Linked DNA regions of Mus musculus: region 1 is linked to region 2. A link is a contact called in ENCODE Hi-C data. All regions are on one chromosome and are shown on one strand. The core of a region is the stretch at or near the end of the contact, and the rest is flanking DNA. Distances in the headings are between cores, read along the strand shown.

Region 1 (5,194 bases), core at 2,664-5,163, 83 kb after region 2:
CTAGTAACACAGTGACTCTCACGTTGTACCAGCGTGCTACCAGGCTAAAGAACTGCAGATGCCAGAGACCGCTTTACAAGACACCGGGCAGGTCCAGAGAACATCTGATGCTGTGCTCGAATGTGAAGGGCACCCTGTGTCTTTCGAGCCACTGCTTCAGTAGCATGAAGCCCAGAACCACTTCTACAGCACAATTCATGACATATATATTTGTTCTTCATGGAAACAGCCAAGGGCTACAGAACGGATCGTTTGTCATGGAGTTGTTCTTCCCCTTTCTAATTCTTCGTTTGTTTGTTTGTTTGTTTGTTTGTTCTCTCGAGATCAAGTCTTGCTAGGTAGCCGAGGCTGGTCTGGAATCCCAGGCTGTCCCTGAACTTTCTTTTTTGTTTTGTTTTTGTTTTTTCGAGACAGGGTTTCTCTGTATAGCTCTGGCTGTCCTGGAACTCACTCTGTAGACCAGGCTGGCCTCGAACTCAGAAATCCGCCTGCCTCTGCCTCCCGAGTGCTGGGATTAAAGGCGTGCGCCACCATGCCCGGCTGCTGTCCCTGAACTTAATTGATCCTCTTACCTCAGTCCCCTTAGTACTGGGATTACAAGCAAGTGCCACCATATCCAGCTTGTGTTAGAAATGTTTTTTTATGATTCTTAAGAGGTAAAGCGGGTGTGGTGGCACCTACTTATGATCTACTCACAATCAAGACACACTGGAGGCTGAGGCTAGAAGGCTTCAAGTTCCAGCTTGGGTTATATAGTAACATTATCACATATACATCACTACCACCACCACCAACAACAACAACATCAACAAGTAAAGAGAAAAGGGTCCATGAATTTGAATGAGAGCAAGGAGGATACATGGAAGAGTTTGGTAGAGGGAAGGAAAAGCAGAAATAATGTAATTATATACTAATCTCAAAAATTAAAAACTATTTTTTAAAAACTGGTTAAAGTGTAAAATCCATTTAGAGAAAAGTCATTTAAAGGTGCGTGGCTATGCTCTCACTACGTAACATGAATTTCATGTTGCGTTCACAGAAACAGAGAGTTGATGCCATGTGACTTATTAGTTCTATGTGGGGAATCCCCCAGGCCCACAGCTCGGCACCTACCTGGCCACTCACCAATGGGGCCTAAACATATGTTATTCTATCTGCCTCTCATCTATTGGTAAGTTGTAAGTGAGACCCTGCTGAAGACAAGTGATTCTCGAGAGGTAGGCATTCTTTTCCCTGACACTTATGAGGCTAGGCCTTTCCCCCCTCTAAGTGCTTTGCTCCACATTCACGGAAAGCCTCATAGACTGGACCTCACTCCCCTCACGTGGATCTTCTAGCGAGACACCAGCAGGGAACAGAAGCCTCCTCATCTCGGTGAGCACCAAGCTAAAGCCTAAGTACTCATCAGTGCCCAGCCCCTCTAAAGATGCAGAAATACTACAACCATATGGTGAGAAATCAAACAAGCTTCGAAAAGTGTTTGTGGAGAATTAAACAAGCGTCACTGTGTCAAAAACAAAAGATTTTGAAAGAAAGAGTGGAACTTGGGGTTGCTGTCTAGTCCTTGTATTTACAAAGGAGACGAGTCTGATGGAGGACATTTGCCCAGGCTGACTCACTCAGTGGGAAGTGCAGCGACGACTTGACCCGCACCCTGTCAGGAGACATCTAGGATAGGTTAAGGTTAGCAGGGGGCCTTCCTAGAGGTGGTACGTTGGATTTTTGGCATGGTGCGCAATGGGTGAGCTTTATGGTAAGGCCAAAGAGATGTCATCTTAGGATTGCTTCTTACAACTGATATGCCTTTCCTGTCATTATGCAACTAACAGTCCCTGGGCATTAGCCCACCCTATTGATCAGATTTCCTTCAGATCAGCATAAAGATGAATGTTCATGAATTAATGCTGTTTAGATGAATTAATAATGATTCTATAGAATTCCCGATTTGATTCAAATAATTTTAGGAAGTTTTAAGAGATGGTCTTAGTTGCTTTGCTAGAAAGTTGTAATAAGGTTACAGTCAAGAATAGAATGTGCCCACTCCTCAGAATAGTAAGAAAAGGCTGCATAATAAGAAATACAATGAGCTTTTAATAATTATACTAAAAAGAGAAATAGACTTGGGACAAATTTGTGTTCAAGGAAAAACATTTAGGCCCAAGGATACAACCACAGATATGAACTATGATAAGCCAGGGCCATGTAAAAGCTTTGAACTTGTAACAAGCATATAGAATGAAACACTCCTTTGAGCTAAAATATCAACATCTTTTTGTAACTTCAAATTTGTGTAACATTTTATCTCTGAGGTAATTTTCTAAAGAAATTTTTGTCTGAGAAGGTATAAAAAAGCCAGAGGAAAGAAATTAAGTTGTTAGTTGGATAGTTTGGCTTGGGGGGGGGGGGGCTCTGCCCATCCATCCATCTATCTATCCAGATGTATATGTCTGTTTGTCTATATGTATGTTCGTAGGAGTATGTGTGTATGTAAGCATGCATGAATGCTTGTGGAGTGTATGAGACAGGTGATTGGGCCCAACAAAAATGTGAATGTGTTAACGTGCAAATAAGAATGTGAATGAAAGTGTAAATATATGTGTGAATGTATATGTGTCTGCGCATATTTGCCTGTATAAAGCATCTTAATTCTTTCGCTTCCCTTCCTCTCTGGTTCACAGAGTTAACCAGCCTAGTCAGAGGGGCTTCTGGCTGCCTGGACTGAGAAGGGTGTGACATCAATATACCATTACCTAAATCACCCTGCCGTTAGCAGCAAGTGTCAGCAGATCCAGTAGCTTCTGGCCTCGGAGTAACTTGCAGTCAAGATAGACCTAGGTTATTTTAGAAAGCAACCCTACTCTCAAAAGACCAAGTCTTGCCCCAGCCAATGCTCTTGGCCCTTGGCTGCCTCAGAGAGGACTTAGCCATGGGCTAAGCTCCCAGCACCACCCAGTGCTCCTGTCACACTGTAGTATTAACACACACTCGCTTGCTTTTGTTGTTATTGCTGTGCACGAAGATGTCATTAGACGCCTCCAGCTGAGCCGACACACTCTAGCGGGATCCCTGGTCTGCAGGCAGAAACTCTGTGTTCCACACCCCCAGTCTCCTGAGATGTTTTACCACAAAGAGGGTTGTTCCTTCCAACTTTAGAATGTCACTTTAATGGAAGTAGGACCCCATGGCCTCAGGGCAGTGATGACCATTGAGATAAGCAGAGTTCAAGTCGTGAAAATCTTACATAGGACCTCCCTTCACAGTCTAAGAACCACTTCTTTTGTAAAACAGGGAAGTTGAGCTAGGTTTCCCCTTACGTCTTAATAAGCCATAGTTAATATTTTACTGTCCTACAGACTGTAGATGCCACATATACTTCATGTTTACATAAACTTCAAGTCCTATCCACAACATTCACCACATAAGAAATGTATGAACGTTAAACCTACAGATTTTAGAATTGAAATAGCCAAATCTAACTGACACTGGAGTCTCAGAACTCTCCACATTTCTTCCGATCTCTAACTCTACTTGGTGGCTTCCAAAACACACTGTACCTGCATCCCAGGTGTTCAAGTTTATCTCAGGAATCAGCTCAGTCCAAACACAGAACAAAGTAAATAAACAAAATAAATAAACAAAATAAACAAAGCACAACGTAAGCCTTCTCATACCCCGTGGCGGTCCTCAAAGTAGGCCAGGCTGGCTTTCGTTAAGACAAAGAAACGAACTTTAAAATTCGAGGGAGAAGTCCTTCTCTTCTGTTGGGACTTCTTGATCAGCTGTTCTTCCAGGAGGATGAAGTTGTTCATGGTCCAGTTCTGAAAAGTGATGCGCCTTGGGCATCACCCCGCAGTGCGACTGAAGGAGAGGAGCAGCGGAGACTGAGACAGGATGCAGTTGATCTTTAGAGAGTCGTTCAAAGGCAACTTGCCTCTAACCTTATCTTTTCTATCAGCATCAGCCAGCCTCACCGCTGAGCTCCCTCCTCTGATGTCAAAGGCCATGACCACATCCTTTCAAAATTCACCAAGCTGGGAGGCACATGCGTACCCTTAGCTATATGGTTTGAAAAAGAAGTTTGAAGAAACCTAGAATTATAAGAGGAGTTCACTTATAATTCTTCTAGCTCCTGGTTTAGCCTTGACAACAGTTAAGTCATGTAAACAAGGGACTAAGAACAGGGATCCAGGGGTCAATGGAGCTCAGCTTGTATGTAAGTTTCCCATTGCTATTATCATGGACTGCCTGCCACAGGCTTAGTGGCTCAAAGCGCCATAGAGCCACAAGGCTCAAAGCGCCTTACAATTCTCTAGTTTAGAAGTCTGAAATGTGTCTGGTTGAGTGACAGTCATGGTGACTGTGGGACTGTGCGCCTTTCTTGCAGATCTCTAGGGGACACTGCCTCTGCGACCATCCTCCCTACTGAGGGACACTCTGGTGGCCTCTGTCTTGACTCTTTTACTCCATCTTCAAACCCCCAAACTGCAGGTCGAGCCCTGCTTGCTCTGTATTGCCAAAATCTCTTCCTCCTACCTCTGCTCCATTTAAGGATCCTGAGAACCACACTGGGCCCTTCTCACAGTGGTCGTCTAGGGCAGGCTCCCTATTTTAAGGTCAGCAGATGGGCGCTATAACTCCATTTGGAATGTAAATTCCCCTTTATCACCCAACAACACACAGTCACAGGTTATAGGGATTAGGGCATGCAGAGATCTGCACAGGGCTGTTTATTCTACCTATCGGTTTGAATTCCATCTCTACTACCTACCACTGTCCAGTGGCTTGGAATATCAGTTCCTTCATCTATGAAAGGAAGCAACAGGGGTCTTGTATGAGGCACTGCAGGGGCCCCTTTGGACACCGTTGGTGTGCCTGGCTTCCTTCTGTGTATGCTACTTCAAAAATGCAGTGTCCTGTGTCTGAACACTCTCTCTTGTCTCTTTCTTTTCCAGTGAGCGCCTATGAGATACTGCCAGCCTCGCCGACCTGCAACGTTCTCTGGGAAGCCTTTCAGACTTTCCCACATGGAATCCTCTCTCCTATTTTCCTCTGCCATAAGGACTCTAATGAGGAGGCAGGACACACAGACAGACAGCAAGCTACCTCCTTGTAAGGGCTCTTTGGGAACTAAAGCTTATCTGCCCTGTGGACAATTCACAGGGTCTGACCTTTGAGTCAGGATAATGTTATGGTG
Region 2 (4,971 bases), core at 1,089-3,588:
GCTTGCTTTTATCAGTGACAAACCTTAATAATATAGATGTTTTACGTTAAAACAGAGATCTCAGGAGATTAGGAAAGGGGGTCGGGGAACAGGGTGTGATTTATGGCAACAGGATGATCAATTTGGAAAAGACTTAAGCCTAGAGCAGCGGTCTGAGCACATCAGAGACTAAGATGCAGCTACTCGAAGAACCAGCCCCTAAGGGAAGCCCCGCTCTGCAAGGCTGTCCTGCACCACGGAGACTTTTAATACTTTATTTTTTTTCAAAAGCATATGCATGTATTGCTTTGAGCAGAATTTTAAATTTGACTCTGAAATATTAACAGCCCACAGAACAGTTGAGACACCTGGCAGTACACAGCCCCTGCTGGCTAAGCAGGGCCTCATGGCCTATCCCCTGGGAGCAGAGGCCCTGCCACCTGCCACCTGCAGCAGCTCTCTTCTCAGGGAACCTGAGGGTGGAGCAGAGAAGCCCAAGACAGCCTCCCCTTGAGCTCCTGCAGAAAGCCTATCCAGCCTGCTTGTTTTTCTACAAGGACGCAGCGAAACAGACCTTGGAGCAAAGGGCCTTGCCATTTCATTGGCTGCTTTTCTCAGTTGCTTCCTGTGTTGGTGGGTAGAGGAAGGCATTTTGGTGACAACCAAAAAGTCAGCAGATGCCACAAGCTCAGGGCCACAGTCCCCAGTCATTTATGCAGGGGAGGTCATCTAGCCACAGCACCCACCTAATTTTGCCCTGAGTAGGGATCACAGCAGAATGCCACACGAGGAACCCCAATGGGACTTGTATGTAAAGAGGGGAGTGAGCTAAAGGAACCATCTGCTGAGGAAAACAAGAAGGGACTTTCAGGCTTGGTCTCTAGGTTGGAGGATGCAGAACTTGCCTCCATCACTGGGGACCTGAAACCTGAACACGGCTCCGAGACTGACTTAGGCTCCCAAAGCACTCACTGTGAACTGTGGAGATTGAGCTCTGGGGGCTGGGGGTGGGGTGGGAGGGGGGCAGCTCAGTACGCACAGTGCTTAGTGTGCAAGCATTCAGAACTGAGTCGGATCGCCAGGACCCATATTTTAAACGGTAAAAGTTGGGCGTGGTGATGCTTGCTTGCAATGCTAGTGCCAGAGAGGCGAGGACACGTGAATTCTTGGGGCTCACTAGTCAGCCTCACTAGTGAATGATATCCATGGTTGCACGGTCGACCCACAGCCTCCATTTGCACACACACACACACACACACACACACACACACACACACACAAGAAAATATAGGAAAGCTAGAGTGCCGGTAGCCTCCACCGTGATGTCAGAGGCTGTGTGGTAGGATTTGTTGCAACTCACAGTTCAAGCACTGAGGTCTGCAAACATGCTGCATTTTGTAAAGCAGGAGGAGAGGTTTCAAAGTGTCCCCACCATATCACATCTAACGTGTTTGTCCTTTCTGCAGAGCGTGGAAAGGTTGATGCGGTCACATCAATCATGTGACTACTGTACAGCATGTAGGTTTAGAAAAAGAAAAGAAAAGAAAAAAGAAAATGACTGTACTTGGTCTTTTCTCCCTGGGCCTTTCTAACCCGTGGGCAAATGATTCTGGTGCTAGGTGGGACATTTGTCTCCATATAAGGAGCATGCTTAAAGCTACACTTCCTCAGCTTGGACCATCTGCCCACGGTGGCCAGAGTATACAGGGTCACCAGTCTCTTCAAGGACATCCTGGCTGTGTGTGCCTTTGCTCAAACCACAGCCACAGCTTTGTGGCTTGTTTCCTCCTCTTCTCAAGTCCTACCCTGTGTCCAGACCCAGGCCTTGATCGACCTATTCTGAATGTAAGGAAAACGTTGCTCATGTAGGCAATGGAATGGGTTTTTAGCCATAAAGCTAAAATCATTTTGTGTGCAGAAAAATGGACGCGACTGGAGCTCATCAAATCCAGAGAATTAAGACAGTCTCAGATAAGGCAAATGTTACACGTCTTCTCTCATTCATGGGACCTAGATTTTATACAGATGCATAAAATCTCCTATGAACAGATCGGGAGGAAAGGAGAAGCAAAAGTGTCTAGAGGAAGGGACTAATGTGGTGGGGGGAGGAAGAGAAAGGTGATGGGCGAGGTGGGGTAGGGGATGGGGGTGGGGAATGCTTGAAGTAAGCTACACGCTCGTATGGAAATGGCCCTGTAGAAGCCAGTCTTCTAGAATAACAAGAATAAACAGGTCAGCCCCTCTCACAGCAGCTATACTCTCCCACACTCCCACAGAACTCATGGTGTGGAACTCTCAAGTCTCTCATCCTGTCACTAACCGCTTCATACACTTACAGACTCTCTGGGTTACCACCGATGCCAGGAATAGACTTCTTTTCTGGGTCTGACTCCTCCAACTAGCACAGGGGGAGGGGCACTGGGCACGGCATATTCGTCAATGTTTAATGATGTATTGACTATATGAGCCAATGACCCAAATTCATGTCTCCTGTTGTTTTTTTGTTGTTAAGAATTTGAAACAATATCATGGTCCCTCGAGGCACCACATCTTCAGAAGCCTTCCTTGTCTACTCTTCCAAGAAGCTAAGGAAACCTCTGTAGATGATTCTCTCATGCTTTAGTCCCTATTGCCTACTATATCATGTCTCCTTCCCACATGGAGCTGTAACAGATTTGGACACTGAGGGGAGACTTTTAGATTGTAATTATTACCTCACGATTCCCACACTGCTGGAGTCGATCATAAAGCATCACATTTTAAAGGCACACACGGAAGTATGCCTCAGTACTGAGATAATGAGTTTCTGAGATGAGGGTCTGCCCTGTATACTCTTTGAGTTTATGGGCTGTCTTAGGGTTTTACTGCTGTGAACAGACACCATGACCAAGGCAACTCTTATAAGGACAACATTTAATTGGGGCTGGCTTACAGGTTCACAGGTTCAGTCCATTATCCTCAAGGCAGGAACATGGCAGCATCCAGGCAGGCATGGTGCAGGAGGAGCTGAGAGTTCTACATCTTCATTTGAAGGCTGCTAGCGGAGTACTTGCTTCCAGGCAACTAGGATGAGGGTCTTAAAGCCCACACCCACAGTGACACACCTACTCCAACAGGGCCACACCTTCTAATAGTGCCACTCCCTGAGCCAAGCAGATATAAACCATCGCACAGGCCTTTGGGGAAAGCTGGGCAATTCTCTCAGTCAGCCTTAGCTTGTTTCTTAATTCCCCCTCCCCCCCAGAGGGACCTGGTCCAAACTTTGGAGTTTCCTAAGGTCGCCTCATCAGTCCATCACCTTTACTTTCTGTAGAAAGCCTCACATCCTGTCACAGTTCATCGTAACTGTCAACATAACAGGATGTAAACTCTGAAAGTGACTCCAGGAAGGTTTGACTAAGGAGGGAACGTCTACCCTCGGCACCGAGTGAGTGGCACCTCCCCATGGGCTTCATCACAGAATAAATAGAAAGAAATATTGATGATGATGATGGTGGTGACGATTAATAAATAACAAGCTGAGTACCAACATTCATCGTTCTCCAACTCCTGACTCAGCATACAGTGTGACCAGCTGCTTCATGCTCCTGCCGTCATGATGGCCTGTACCCCTTTCAACTGCAAACCAAAAGAAATCCTTTCTTCCTTAAGTTGCTCTTTATCGTGTGCATTTTTGTGAGATTTCCAGCCCTCCTAGGGATTGGAGTCTGAGAATTTCTACTGTGAGAAGACTGGCTGCTGAGGTCAGCACCCAATCAAAATGTGCCACCCCCAATGAGGTCATCACTGGGCCTCTTCCTTTTGGGAGGTTCTATTTGCTTTCCTCTGTCATCATACTGCTTCTGAGATGACACGAGGCTTTCAAAGTGCCACCCAGGCAGCATGAGCCCTTCAAGAAAGTCCGCTGCAGTCAGCTCTGTCCCCTGAAACCATTTCTCTCAAGAATCTGCACTTGATTCATTTCTCCTCTGTTGCCAGGGCCTAAAAAGTACTGCTTCAGTGGATGTCTTCTGTGGCAAATCACACGCACAGTTTACAATGGCCATAGCTCCAAGGCTACCGCCCGAACTTTTGCATCCTGGCAGATAACCTTCACACCCTGAGTGGATCCTGATATGTTTTTACACACATAAGGACATTACAGAACCTGTGAGCCACAAAGTGCCTTTCGGTTTCTTTTTGGCTCCAAGGCACAGAGAAGCCACAGAACCAACTCTTAAAACTGACACGCAAAATACACTTAATAAATCGTTCCTTTAAAAACAGAGGCATGCATCCAAAAGAGGCATGCTCGGGAGTCCCGTTCTCTTCCTCTTTCCATGACTTCTTCTCCACCTGGGGCTTCACAGACATTATCTCATCCCAGGGCTTTGGTGGCAACAGATAGGTGACAGGCTTAATGGACCGCTTTCCATTGCTCAATTGTTGAAGTCGGAAAAGGCAGTGGCCAAGTTAAAGGCTCTCAGGAAGCCTAGGAGGAATCCCAGTCCTAGCCTCACTGTGCTGCCCTGTCCATCCCAAGCTTGCCCTTGACATTTTTGAATTGGTTGCAGAATGCTGAATACACAGAGGAAGACATTCTTCTCCGGCTCTGTGTGCTGAAACGTGAGAATTACCGCTGCTCTCCTGCCCCCACCCGGTCCTCCTGCCAACTCAAGTTCAACCACGTTCACTTTCAGCAGTTGCCAGGTGAAGCCCTGGCCAACACCTTGTCTGATCACATGCCTTTCTAATGTCTCTGGCACGTACCTCAACTGATCCAGCAGACCAAGTCCCCTTGAAAAAGCACGATTCAGGTAAGTCCCGGGAGTGAAGAGGTCCGAGAGGACCGTGAATTGACTATGCACATGAACCAAATTCTCGGCGATCGTGTAAATACTGCATCGCAGCAATAGGGGTATAAATAGGAGACCGATTGTGTGCCACACACTCTATTCAGAGCTTTCGTGCATCTTTCATTTAATAAGAACATCCAAAGATGCACTGGCCCCT

Evidence for each region. A loop is a pair of places that touch in the nucleus more often than their neighbours do.
Region 1: a loop to region 2 is called in a map of regulatory T cell, with 2.5 times the contacts of the local background. The contact joins the promoter of Itk here to the enhancer-like site in region 2. A Hi-C loop is called at or near these places in 2 of 37 maps with a recorded cell type or tissue (T-helper 2 cell and regulatory T cell).

The regions. Positions count from the first base shown.
Region 1 is chr11:46,385,602-46,390,795 of GRCm38, forward strand. Itk (IL2 inducible T cell kinase) reads right to left here and starts at 3,914. Exons shown (of 17, transcript NM_010583.3): 1 at 3,672-3,914. The coding sequence starts at 3,809.
Region 2 is chr11:46,304,657-46,309,627 of GRCm38, forward strand. All of the region lies in intron 1 of Cyfip2 (cytoplasmic FMR1 interacting protein 2), which reads right to left. Among named protein-coding and RNA genes, the nearest start is that of Cyfip2, 5.2 kb to the right of the region's middle. Within about 2 kb of position 2,339, at least 1 of the 3 ENCODE cell types and tissues checked has a DNase peak (open chromatin) inside an H3K27ac peak, as active enhancers do.